Regions from separate parts of the Homo sapiens genome. Here region 1 is linked to region 2. A link is a loop called in an ENCODE intact Hi-C map of the cell type or tissue named here. Cell type or tissue: A673. All regions are shown on one strand. Each heading gives the region's core, and the rest is flanking DNA. Links, peaks and the distances in the headings are about the cores only.

What was found. Peaks named below come from ENCODE experiments on the same cell type or tissue, not always from the same donor. Only the 100,000 strongest peaks of a DNase experiment are listed, where the experiment ranks them.
Region 1: a loop joins it to region 2, with 2.7 times the contacts of the local background. A loop is called at or near these places in 11 of 110 quality-filtered maps.

The regions. Positions count from the first base shown.
Region 1 is chr1:235,510,737-235,516,115 of GRCh38, reverse strand. No RefSeq gene overlaps it. Among named protein-coding and RNA genes, the nearest start is that of B3GALNT2, 9.0 kb to the right of the region's middle. In A673, for the core only: CTCF peaks have their summits at 2,175 (motif pointing left) and 4,130; a DNase peak (open chromatin) is centred at 2,155.
Region 2 is chr1:235,634,304-235,639,682 of GRCh38, reverse strand. The region is part of intron 1 of GNG4 (G protein subunit gamma 4); the gene reads left to right. Among named protein-coding and RNA genes, the nearest start is that of GNG4, 13 kb to the left of the region's middle. In A673, for the core only: a CTCF peak has its summit at 3,107; no DNase peak of the experiment used is centred there.

The DNA of each region.
Region 1 (5,379 bases), core at 255-5,254, 120 kb after region 2:
ATGCAAGAACCAAGAAGTCAACCAGCTAATGAACAAATTAGTCTGTGATACTGGCAGAAAGCCAGGACTTCCCTTAATAATAAGGGCATTTTAGGAAGTCTTATAGAGACAATGAATGCTTCTCATTTGTGATCTCATTAGTGACTCTAGTTTTGACAATGGCTGGCCAAAGGATACTTTTCAGCTACTATAATCTACTGTAATGTACCAAGTCACCTATATGGAGTAGACATCTTCCAGGACTGAGGCCACATTCCATGATATTTGATGTGATTGATATTGTGGATTGCTTTTAGAGTTTGCTTTACGCTAATGAGGATAGAAAGAGGAAATAAAGAAAGCAACCGAGTTCATTAAACGAAAAAGGCAGAGGACTCTCAGGAGAAGGAATTTGAATTCTAGCACTTATCCAAACATGCAAAGAACCCCCTCTGGTCCCCAAATTTCCTTGTAAGAAAACTGCTCTCTGTGTCAAGCAGTGCCTAGAATATTGGATCTGAGACGTAAAGTTGAAGAATTACTGAATTAAGGTATGACCAAGGCTTTTTTGGTTTTGTTGTTTTAAAGCAATTCTTAAAATTAATATTTTTCCTTAATCATTTGAGATATATTTTCCAAAGGTTGAGGTTGCATATGCCACATTTTAATCTGGATGTCTTCATATTCATGTTTAGGGAAAAGAATGAAAATAACATGTATAAATTTTACCAATATGTTTTCTCATTTAATATTCAAAACAATCCACTGAAGTATATCCTGTGAGTCTCATTTCACAGATTAGGAATCTGAGACCTAGAGGTAAAGTGCTTGCCATGCTCAAGGCCACACAGCTAATAAATGCAAATCTGAGTTTTGAACTCAAATTTGTTTGCTGGATCTGCAGATAATATTTTGATTCTGTTTTTTCTCTGACAAAGATTTCTGAATTTTAAATTTTATGACATTAGATTCTGCCAAGATTCCCTGAATAAGGTGTGCTCATTCACTTTACCATTCCGAACTCCTAAAACTTCTTATCTTTAGACATCTCTAGTCCTATCTTTGATAACAAGAAATTTGCTGTTATGTGTCATAGGTTTTTGGTTTGTTTGTTTTGTTTCTTTTTTTGAGACAGAGTCCCACTCTGTTGCCCAGCAGGCTGGAGTGTAGTGATGTGATCTCGATTCACTGCAACCTCTGCCTCCTGAGGTTCAAGTGATTCTCCTGCCTCAGCCTCCTGAGTAGCTGGGATTACAGGTGCACGCCACCACGCCAGGCTAATTTTTGTTATTTTTTTTAGAGATGGCATTTCACCATGTTGGCCAGGCTGGTCTCGAACTCCTGACCTCAAGTGATTCGCCCGCCTCAGCCTCCTGAAGTGCTGGGATTACAGGCGTGAGCCATGGCGCCTGGCCTATAGTTTTTTAAAATGTTTATAATCTTCAATAGCAAGGTCCCCCAAAGTCTACTGAAGCTAGACTTGACTGAAAATTTATATACACAAATAAGAAATGTGTGCATATAGCAATGCGTGTGCTAAAACTGAAGGGATAGGCCAGACACAGTGGCTCACACCTGTAATCCAAGCACTTTGGGAGGCCGAGGTGGGCAGATCATTTGAGGTCAGGAGTTCAAGACCAGCCTGGCTAACATGGTGAAACCCCATCTCTACTAAAAAAAAATACAAAAATTAGCCAGGCGTGGTGGTAGGCACCTGTAATCCCACTCGGGAGGCTGAGGCAGGAGAATCTCTTGAACCTAGGAGGCGGAGGTTGCAGTGAGCCGAGATTGTGCCATTGCACTCCAGGCTGGGCAACAGAGCGATACTCTGTCTCAAAAAAAAAGAAGTGATAAAACTAATGGAAATTATTCTGTATTAGGAAGAAGATGGAAGTTCATCATTTTAAAGATAAAATGGCTCAGTGTGAAAATGCAACATATTTTATAATTACCCAAAAATTATTTTTTCTTTGAGAACCAAGAGATATTCTTTTTCACAAAAACGTGTATGAATTTTCCCAAAGTAAAATCTAAGTTGAAATCTCCTATTTTGAGTTTAAGCCTGTGGAGCTAACCTTTACCAATCTTAGTTGCCATCCAAAATCTCTAATTAAATTTTTCTCAAAAACCAAACCAAACCAAACCAAACGAGGCAAAAAGAGGCAAGCTCTTTACTGCCACCTACCGTCAGAAAAAAATAGCCCACTAAGTGTAAGGATAAATGACTTGCATGGAAAACTTGAGGCGTGGACAGGGAGACCATATGGTCTGGTTTGCAGATAGTTCCTGTTGTCTTGACATTTATCCATTTTAGCATTTGTCCTGCCCCCTTTTTCTCTCAAAACCTTGATTTAGATTACAAATTATATGGTTGTTACTGGCTGTTTCCATACATCACTTAAAATACTCAAGTCAGGCTTATCTCTCCCATCTAAATGCACACACACACTTCTTCAATCAGAGCCCTCTTCCCAGCTCCCATTCTTTCTCGTTCTGATCTTCATGACCAAACTTCTCAAAATAGTAATGCACACACCATTTCCACTTCATTACTTCTCATTCACTCCTCAACTCACAGTACTCTCCCTTCTGCTCTACCTATTCCTCGAAACTGCTAGTTACCTGGCCACTCTCAAATCAGCAGACACATTTCTGCCTTGATCTTGCTTCATATGTTGTCAACAGGCATGAGCCACCACGCCCGGCTAATTTTTGTTTTTGTTTTTTTTAGAGACAGTGTTTCACCATGTTGGTCAGGTTGTACGCTGTCGTCTGCACTCCCTCTGCCATCTTACATCTTGTCTTGGGTGACACATCCTCCTGTTTTCCTCCTATAGTCTGGATTCTTGTCAATGTCCTTTATAATTTTAACTTCCTCTGCTCACACCTAAATGTTGGTGTCTCCCTTCATCATCGCTCTACAGACTATGCCTGGGTAATCTCACCTTGTGAGTTCTACTGCAATCAACTTGCTAAAGATTCCCAAATTCATTGATTCACTCATTCATTCACTGTTTGTTCAATAAATATTTATGGAGCACCTACAAAATGCCAGTGACTTCTCCAGGTTCTGGGATATATCAGGGAACAAAACGGGAGGGAAAATTTCTGCCCTGTGTAGACAGTAAGACAATAAACCGCAAACAAAATAAATAAGTAAATTGAACAGTATGTTTAAGAGTGATAAGTGACACATGGCAGGTCGCAGTGGCTCACGCCATTAATCCCAGCACTTTGGGAGGCCGAGGCAGGCGGATCACAAGGTCAGGAGTTTGAGACCAGCCTGACCAACATGGTGAAACCCCACCTCTACTAAAAATACAAAAATTAGCTGGGCATGGTAGTATGCACCTGTAATCCCAACTACTCAGGAGGGTGAGGCAGGAGAATCGCTTGAACCCGGGAAGTGGAGGTTGCAGTGAGCCGAAATCACACCACTGCACTCCAGCCTGGGCAACAGAGTGAGACTGTCTCAAAACAAAACAAAACAAAAAAAGAGTGATAAGTGATACAGAATAGAGTAATAGAGATTGGGGATGGTGGAGCAGGGTTTTTTAATAGAAGGGACAGGGAAGGCCTCATGGAAAAGGCAACATTTTAGTTGACTTGAAGAAGAAGAAGGAATAAGCTATGAAAATATCTGGAAGAAGAGCAGAAGAAACAAAGTGCAAAGATCCCGAGGAAAGAATGTACCTGTCCTATTCTCGGGATGGAAAGGAGGCCAGGATGGTTCTGGAGCAAACTGAATGAGAAGGAGGGGAATAGAGGATGAGGTTAGAGGGGTTCAGGCCTGCAGATGACAACGGCCTGCAGATGACAATGGCCTACAGATGACAACGGCCTGCAGATGACAACGGCCTACAGATGACAACGGCCTGCAGGCCACTGTAAGGGACTCTGGTTTCCCTGTGAGAGAACAGAACTGGAGAGCCATTTGCAGGGTTTTAGGTAGAGAAATGACATCATCTTTCATGTCATTTAACAGAATCGCTGTCTTAGGTCAGGTTCCCATGGAAACATACTCTGAAACACGGGTTGTATACAGGTTTACTGGGGACTGCTCTTGGGAATGCCGGTAAGGGAGTGAGGAAAGCAGAATTGGGCGGAGGGAGAAGTTGGACTGTGACGCAGTTGCAAGAGAGGCCACGGGATGGCTCTTCAGAGTTACCCACATCTTTACACCGTTCCTTGAGTAGTCACTGGATGCAGGTTGTCTCTCAGGAGGGAGCTGTACCCTTGGGTGAGGCAGCCACCTTCAGCCAAGGGCAGTTCCCAGAGAGAGAGATTCAACTGAGACTCCTTTGCAGTCAACATTTTCCATCCTGAATTGGGGAGATGCACCACAGCATCTTAGAGTCGGCCTCTGCACCCTCAGATAGATCAACTCCATATAGAAGCACCCAGGATCCCTCTTCCATCTTCTGGTTGGCTCTTGCTACTGCAGCTTTTCTCAAGACTTGAATGATACTCATCATCTCCTCCGCTACTCCACACGGTAGATTTTTCCCCACCCCCAGTCAGTCTATTCACCACACAGCAATGTGAGTGTTCCTGCTAACACATAAGTCAGATCATGTCACTCCTTTGCTTAAAACCCACCATGTAGGCTGGGTGCGGTGGCTCATACTTGTAATCCCAGAACTTTGGGAGCTGGGCCGGCGGATCACTTGAGGTCAGGAGTTCAAGACCAGCCTGGCCAACATGGTAGAACCCCATTTCTATTAAAAATACAAAATGGCTGGCCATGGTGGTGCACGCCTGTAATCCTAGCTACTCTGGAGGCTGAGACAGGAGAATTGCTTGAACCCAGGAGGCAGAGGTTGCAGTGAGCTGAGATCGCGCCACTGCACTCCAGCCCAGGTGACAGAGCAAGACTCTGTCTCAAAAAAAAAACAAAAAAACAAAAAAACAAAAAAAAACAAAACCCCACCATGTAACTACTCCCCTTTCATTTCGGAGTAAAAGCCCAAATCCTTATCATGATTTATATCATATTCTTGCTAGGGACTACATCATCCCCGATTATTCTCCTCACCACTCACTCTGTTCCTGTTACACCAACCTCCCTCCTTGAGCACATTTTTGAAGGACAGTTTGGCAGTGTCTATTTTCCTACTCTTCTTGGAGAAGCCCGAGTCAAGATGCTTTCAGACTGAAATGTTAATGATTCTGTCTGCTAGTGTAAAGGTTGTCTTCTGCAAAGATTATCTGGTCGTCATATCACAGGCATTTAATTTAAAAGAATTCAACCATTGGCTTAAAAAAGAAAGAGAAGCAATCATTTAAATAGCACGCATTACTAGGGCAGCGTGTACCCACCCGAGGCAGAGTGCCAGGAGTCCTGAAAAGAATATCTGAATGATTTTAAGGTTTCCCAACTATTCACCAAAAAAAAAAAAA
Region 2 (5,379 bases), core at 167-5,166:
AATACAAAAATTAGCTGGTTGTGAGGCAGGAGAATCGCCTGAACCCAGGAGGCAGAGGTTGCAGTGAGCTAAGATAGTGCCACTGCACTCCAGCCTGGGCGACAGAGTAAGACTCTGTCTCAGAAAAAAAAAGCATACAACACGGAATTAAGAAAAGCTCCCACCTCAACACAGAAGGACACCAAGCCCGGCCCAGAAGGACAGGGAAGGCATCTGGAAGGAGGTCTCATGATTTGGCCAGATGGAACTATTGGGGCACAGCCAGTGCAAGGCGAAAGCCTTCCAGGCTGGGGGCTCTGTTTCAGCAAGGGAGAATGATTATGGCTCACATTAATTAAGTGCTTCCTGCAGCCCAGGCTCTTAGTGGCTTATGTTGTATGAACTACTTATTCCTGATGACTACTGTGGTAGGTAGAATCATGGTCCCCAAAGATGGCCACCCTCTAATCCTTGGAACTTGTGAATCTGTGAATCTTACACAGCAAAAAAGATTTTGCAGATGTGATTAACGGAAAGATCCTGAGATGGGGAGGTGATCCTGGAATACCTGGCAGGCCCAGTGTCGTCACAAAGGTTCTCATAAGAGGAAGATAGGCGCATCTGAGAGAGAAGGTGGGGGATGCTGCTGGGCTGGCTTTAAAAATGCAGGAGGGCCCGTTACTGGGTATATACCCAAAGGATTATAAATAATTCTACTATAAAGACACATGCACATGTATGTTTATTGCAGCACTATTTACAATAGCAAAGACTTGGAACCAACCCAAATGCCCATCAATGATAGACTGGATAAAGAAAATGTGGCACATATACACCATGGATTACTATGCAGCCATAAAAAAGAATGAGTTCATGTCCTTTGCAGGGACATGGATGAAGCTGGAAACCATCATTCTCAGCAAACTAACACAGGAACAGAAAACCAAACATCGCATGTTCTCACTCATAAATGGGAGTTGAACAATGAGAACACATGGACACAGGGAGGGGAACATCACACACCGAGCCCTGTTGGGGGGTGAGGGGCAAGGGCAGGGAGAGCATTAGGACAAATACCTAATGCAGGCAAGGCTTAAAACCTAGATGATGGGTTGATAGGTGCAGCAAACCACCATGGCACACGTATATCTATGTAACACACCTGCACGTTCTGCACATGTATCCCAGAACTTAAAGTAAAATGTTAAAAAAAAAAAAAAATGCAGGAGGAGCCACAAGCTCAGGATTGCAGATGGCTGTAGACACTGGAAAAGGCAGAAATACGAACTCTCCCCAGAGCTTCCACCCACAGCCCTCCTGGCACCTTGATTTTAGTCCATCGAGACCCATTTCAGACTTTTGAACTCCAGAACTGTAAAATAATAAAACTGCATTGTTTTAAGCCATAAATATATGGTAATGTGTTGTAGCCACAATAGAAACCAATACAACCATTCCTCTATTTTGAAGGGAAGAAAGCAGGAGGTGAAGGGAATTACCCACATTTCCGGAGCTAGAAAGGAGCAGATTCAGGCTCCAGGGCCTGCACCTGTCCACTCACCTCTCTTCTGTTCCTCCCGCCTGGAAGGGGTTTAAAAACAGCAGTCCAGCAGCTGGGGCTTATCGGAGACCAGGAGCATTGGAAGATGAAGCTGGCCAGATGCGCAGGCAGGAGCCAGGGTCCGGGAAGCTCTTCTTGGTCAAGTAGAGGGAAGTGGCTTTGCAGGCCATTGGCCTGGGCTCCTTTTCGGTGGTCTCCTCAAGTCTGTGCCGGACTGGGAGTGCCACAAGAGCAGAGGTCAGCTCCTTGGGCCCAGTGCACCCACATGTGGCTTCAGCCACAGAGTGAGCTGTGTGCCCATACAGACTGTGCCGCCTCTCTCCATTATCAGATGGTTTAAAAGTGCCACCCTGGCCAGGTAGTGAAGGGCAGACATCTGGTTAAGTGCCCGCAGCATCCTTATGCATCGAAAATTCTCCTATGTTCAAACATCTGTTTCCACCTCATCATTGTTTTCCTCATTCTAATTTTTTTTTTTTTTTTTTTTTTGAGACAAGGTCTTGCTCTGTCTCCCAGGCTGGAGTGCAGTGGTGCAATCTCGGCTCATTGCAACCTCCACTTCCCAGGTTCAAGCGATTCTCATGCTTTAGCCTCCCCTAGTAGCTGGTATTGCAGGCACGCGCCACCGCGCCCAGCTAATTTTTGTATTTTTCGTAGAGAAGGGGTTTCGCCATGTTGCCCAGGCTGGTCTTGAACTCCTGGCCTCAAGTGATCCCCCCACCTTGGCCTCCGAAAGTGCTGGGATTACAGGTGTGAGCCACCGCGCCCAGCCTCATTCTAATTCTTTAATATAAAGCATCCCCCATCTTCCAGCGTTTGACTGAAATAGGTGGTCAGAGGAATTTTTAGGTGGTGTTTTAAGCATTGTTTTTTTAAATAAAGGACACGTAAGCATAACCTGAAACTACTCCCGATATGTCTGCTCAATTTATATTCCAAGTATTTTGCAGGCTGTGCTTGGATTTTCAAAGGAGCAATCACTAGCATTTGATTAGCATTTTTCAGTTTGCTAAAAGCATTCATGTACCCTGTCCACTTGATCTTTACAGAAATGCCAGGAGGCAGGGATTTTTTTTTTTTTTTTTGAGACGGAGTCTGGCTCTGTCGCCCAGGCTGGAGTGCAGTGGGGAGGCAGGGATCTTTATCCCCATTCTTGAAGGAGGAGACTGTGGTTCAAAGGAGAATCACCATCAGGACAAGGTGCCTAGAGGAGCAAGGACGGCACCCAGGGCTTCCACTCGAACTCCACACTGTTCCTAGGGTATCCTCTTGCCCTAGGGGTAAGAGGTAGCAGCTGGGGTAGCAGGGAAAGACCTAGAATGCACTTACAAGGAAATAGGGTCCCAGAATCCAGTTCCGATGTGTCCCTCCCAGGTACAGAAGTACAACACTGGGGCATCCGCATGCCATCGCCTGTCAGTATTGGGGATCCCACCCTGCTTTGGGGGTTCATCGGATCTCTGGTCTTAACATGAGATTGTTGTATGGAGGAATGTGATTGAGGCTCACCAACATCTCAGGGCACAGGCAATTGCCCTGCTGGAGGACCCATGGAGATACGCAGGTCTCTGATGGGAGGTCTCTGATGGGAGGTCTCAGCGTGGGCACCGTGCCTCTGCGTGGCCGTGGCTTGCTGCAGGCACTGCTCCCCATGTGGCAAAGATGAGGGAATGCAGGCCTGCTGCTCAGTGCCAGCTGCTCTCCTCTACACGGGGCTCCCCTAGACCTTGCCCCAGGCCTCACCGCAGGACCTGGTGCCTTTGGGGTTCCCCTTTTCTGAGACCCCCAAAGAGCCTTCCTCAAATAAATCAAAGGCTTTAGCGTCTAAAACTTGTTCCTGAAGAAGGCTTTCTGAACCCGCTTTGGAAGTAAAAAGCAAAATTCCTCTTTGCACTTCTGTGTAATCGTCCTCATTCTCCTTGAGGCAGTGCGGATAACTCTGGCTGGTCAGAGGAGGGGCAGGTATGAGGAAGCACGGTGAAAACAGCCCAGCCCTGTCTCTCAGGATATTCTCCCTCTACAGAGAGAGAGCCAGTTCCTCCCTACACTAGTCTGGGCTTACCTGTCTAGCAAGAGGAGGGTTCCTGGCCATTACCTGGGTGTCCCCTGGCAGTGCAGCAATACCAGGTTCTCAAACACTAACTGGTTGGTTAAGGAGGTTAAGTTACCTTCAGTCTTCTGCCCTTCAGCTTCCTCAAGGTGGAAGGTGGGCCTTCAGAGCCACTGCAAGGGGTCTCTGAATACAGGTGCACAACCCAGGAAACCTGTGTAGAGCAATTGCGACTGCCATGTGTTTGTATCCTGCTGATTAATTTGCAAGTATGCATAGATGCCTTTGGGATTAATAAAGATGAATTTAAGTATGTTACTGAATTAATCACAGCTTTGTCGTGTTGTATCTTCTGTGGCGACAGATACTGAAAATACAGCCATGTATTAGTTGGTTTTGTGTTGCTATAAAGAAATACTTGAGGCTCAGTGATTGATAAAGAAAAGAGGTTTATTTAGCCGACAGTTCTGCAGGTTGTACAAGCATGGCACCAGCATCTGCTTCTGGGGAGGCCTCAGGAGGGCTCCACCCCCATGACTCAAACGCCTCCCACCAGGCCCCACCTCCATACATCAGGAATCACATTTTTCCCCGCCGAGATGGAGTTTTGCTCTTGTTGCCCAGGCTGGAGTCCAGTGGTGCGATCTCAGCTCACTGCAACCTCCACTTCCTGGGCTTAAGTGATTCTCCTGCCTCAGCCTCCCAAGTAGCTGGGATTACAGGCGCATACCACCACACCTGAATCATTTTGTATTTTTAGTAGAGACAGGGTTTCTCCATGTTGGTCAGGCTGGTCTCGAACTGCTGACCTCAGGTGATCCACCCGTCTCAGCCTCCCAAAGGAATCACATTTTAATATGAGATTTGGATATCCAAATATCCAAACCATAAGAGGCTGTAAGAGACTGCGTTTGTCTGATTGACTTTAGAAGGGACCTAATTTATAAATGTTTAAACTTTGCGCTTTAAAACCATTGGAACCATGGTTTGCAAAATCCTTCCATTTCTGGTGCTCCATGGTTCATTAACAATGCCATGTTCTGGTACATTTTCTAAATTTATTCACTGTCTATACCCGGCTTTGTATTGCCTTCCTCTATCAGCTGCTGACTTCAGCAAAGGAAGTATTTCTTTTTTTTGTTTTGTTTTTTGTTTTTTGAGACAGAGTTTTGCTCTTGTCGCGCAGGCTGGAGTGCAATGGCACCATCTTGGCTCACTGCAACCTCCGCCTCCTGGGTTCAAGCTATTCTTCTGCCTCAGCCTCCCGAGTAGGAGGCATGCACCACCACGCCTGGCTAATTTTGTATTTTTTAGTAGAAACAGGGTTTCTCCATGTTGGTCAGGCTGATCTCAAACTCCCAACCTCAGGTGATCCACCCGCCTCAGCCTCCCAAAGTGCTGGGATTACAGGCGTGAGCCACTGCGTCCAGCCAGCAAAGGAAGGCAGCCTTACTGTGGGGTCCTAATTAGGAACAAGGAGCCAGGCTGGTGGGAGCAAGGGAAAGCAGAAAGAAAATACAGATAAGCTATAAATCTGCGTTTCTTCATAGTCTAGGACACATAGCCCATCTGCGCAAATGACTCACGATCTTCCTGCACCCAGATATCACCAGACCCTCGGTTGATAGAAAAATGCAAGTTAGTTCACAGCCACCTTGACATTATCAATACTGCACTTAGCCCTCTCCAGCACACAGAACAAGCTCCATCCTATAAAATCCCCAGGAAGCCTTTGTCTCCTCCAGTCAGCTCCTCTCTTGCTAACTGGCCTATTGCTTTCTTGCAACAT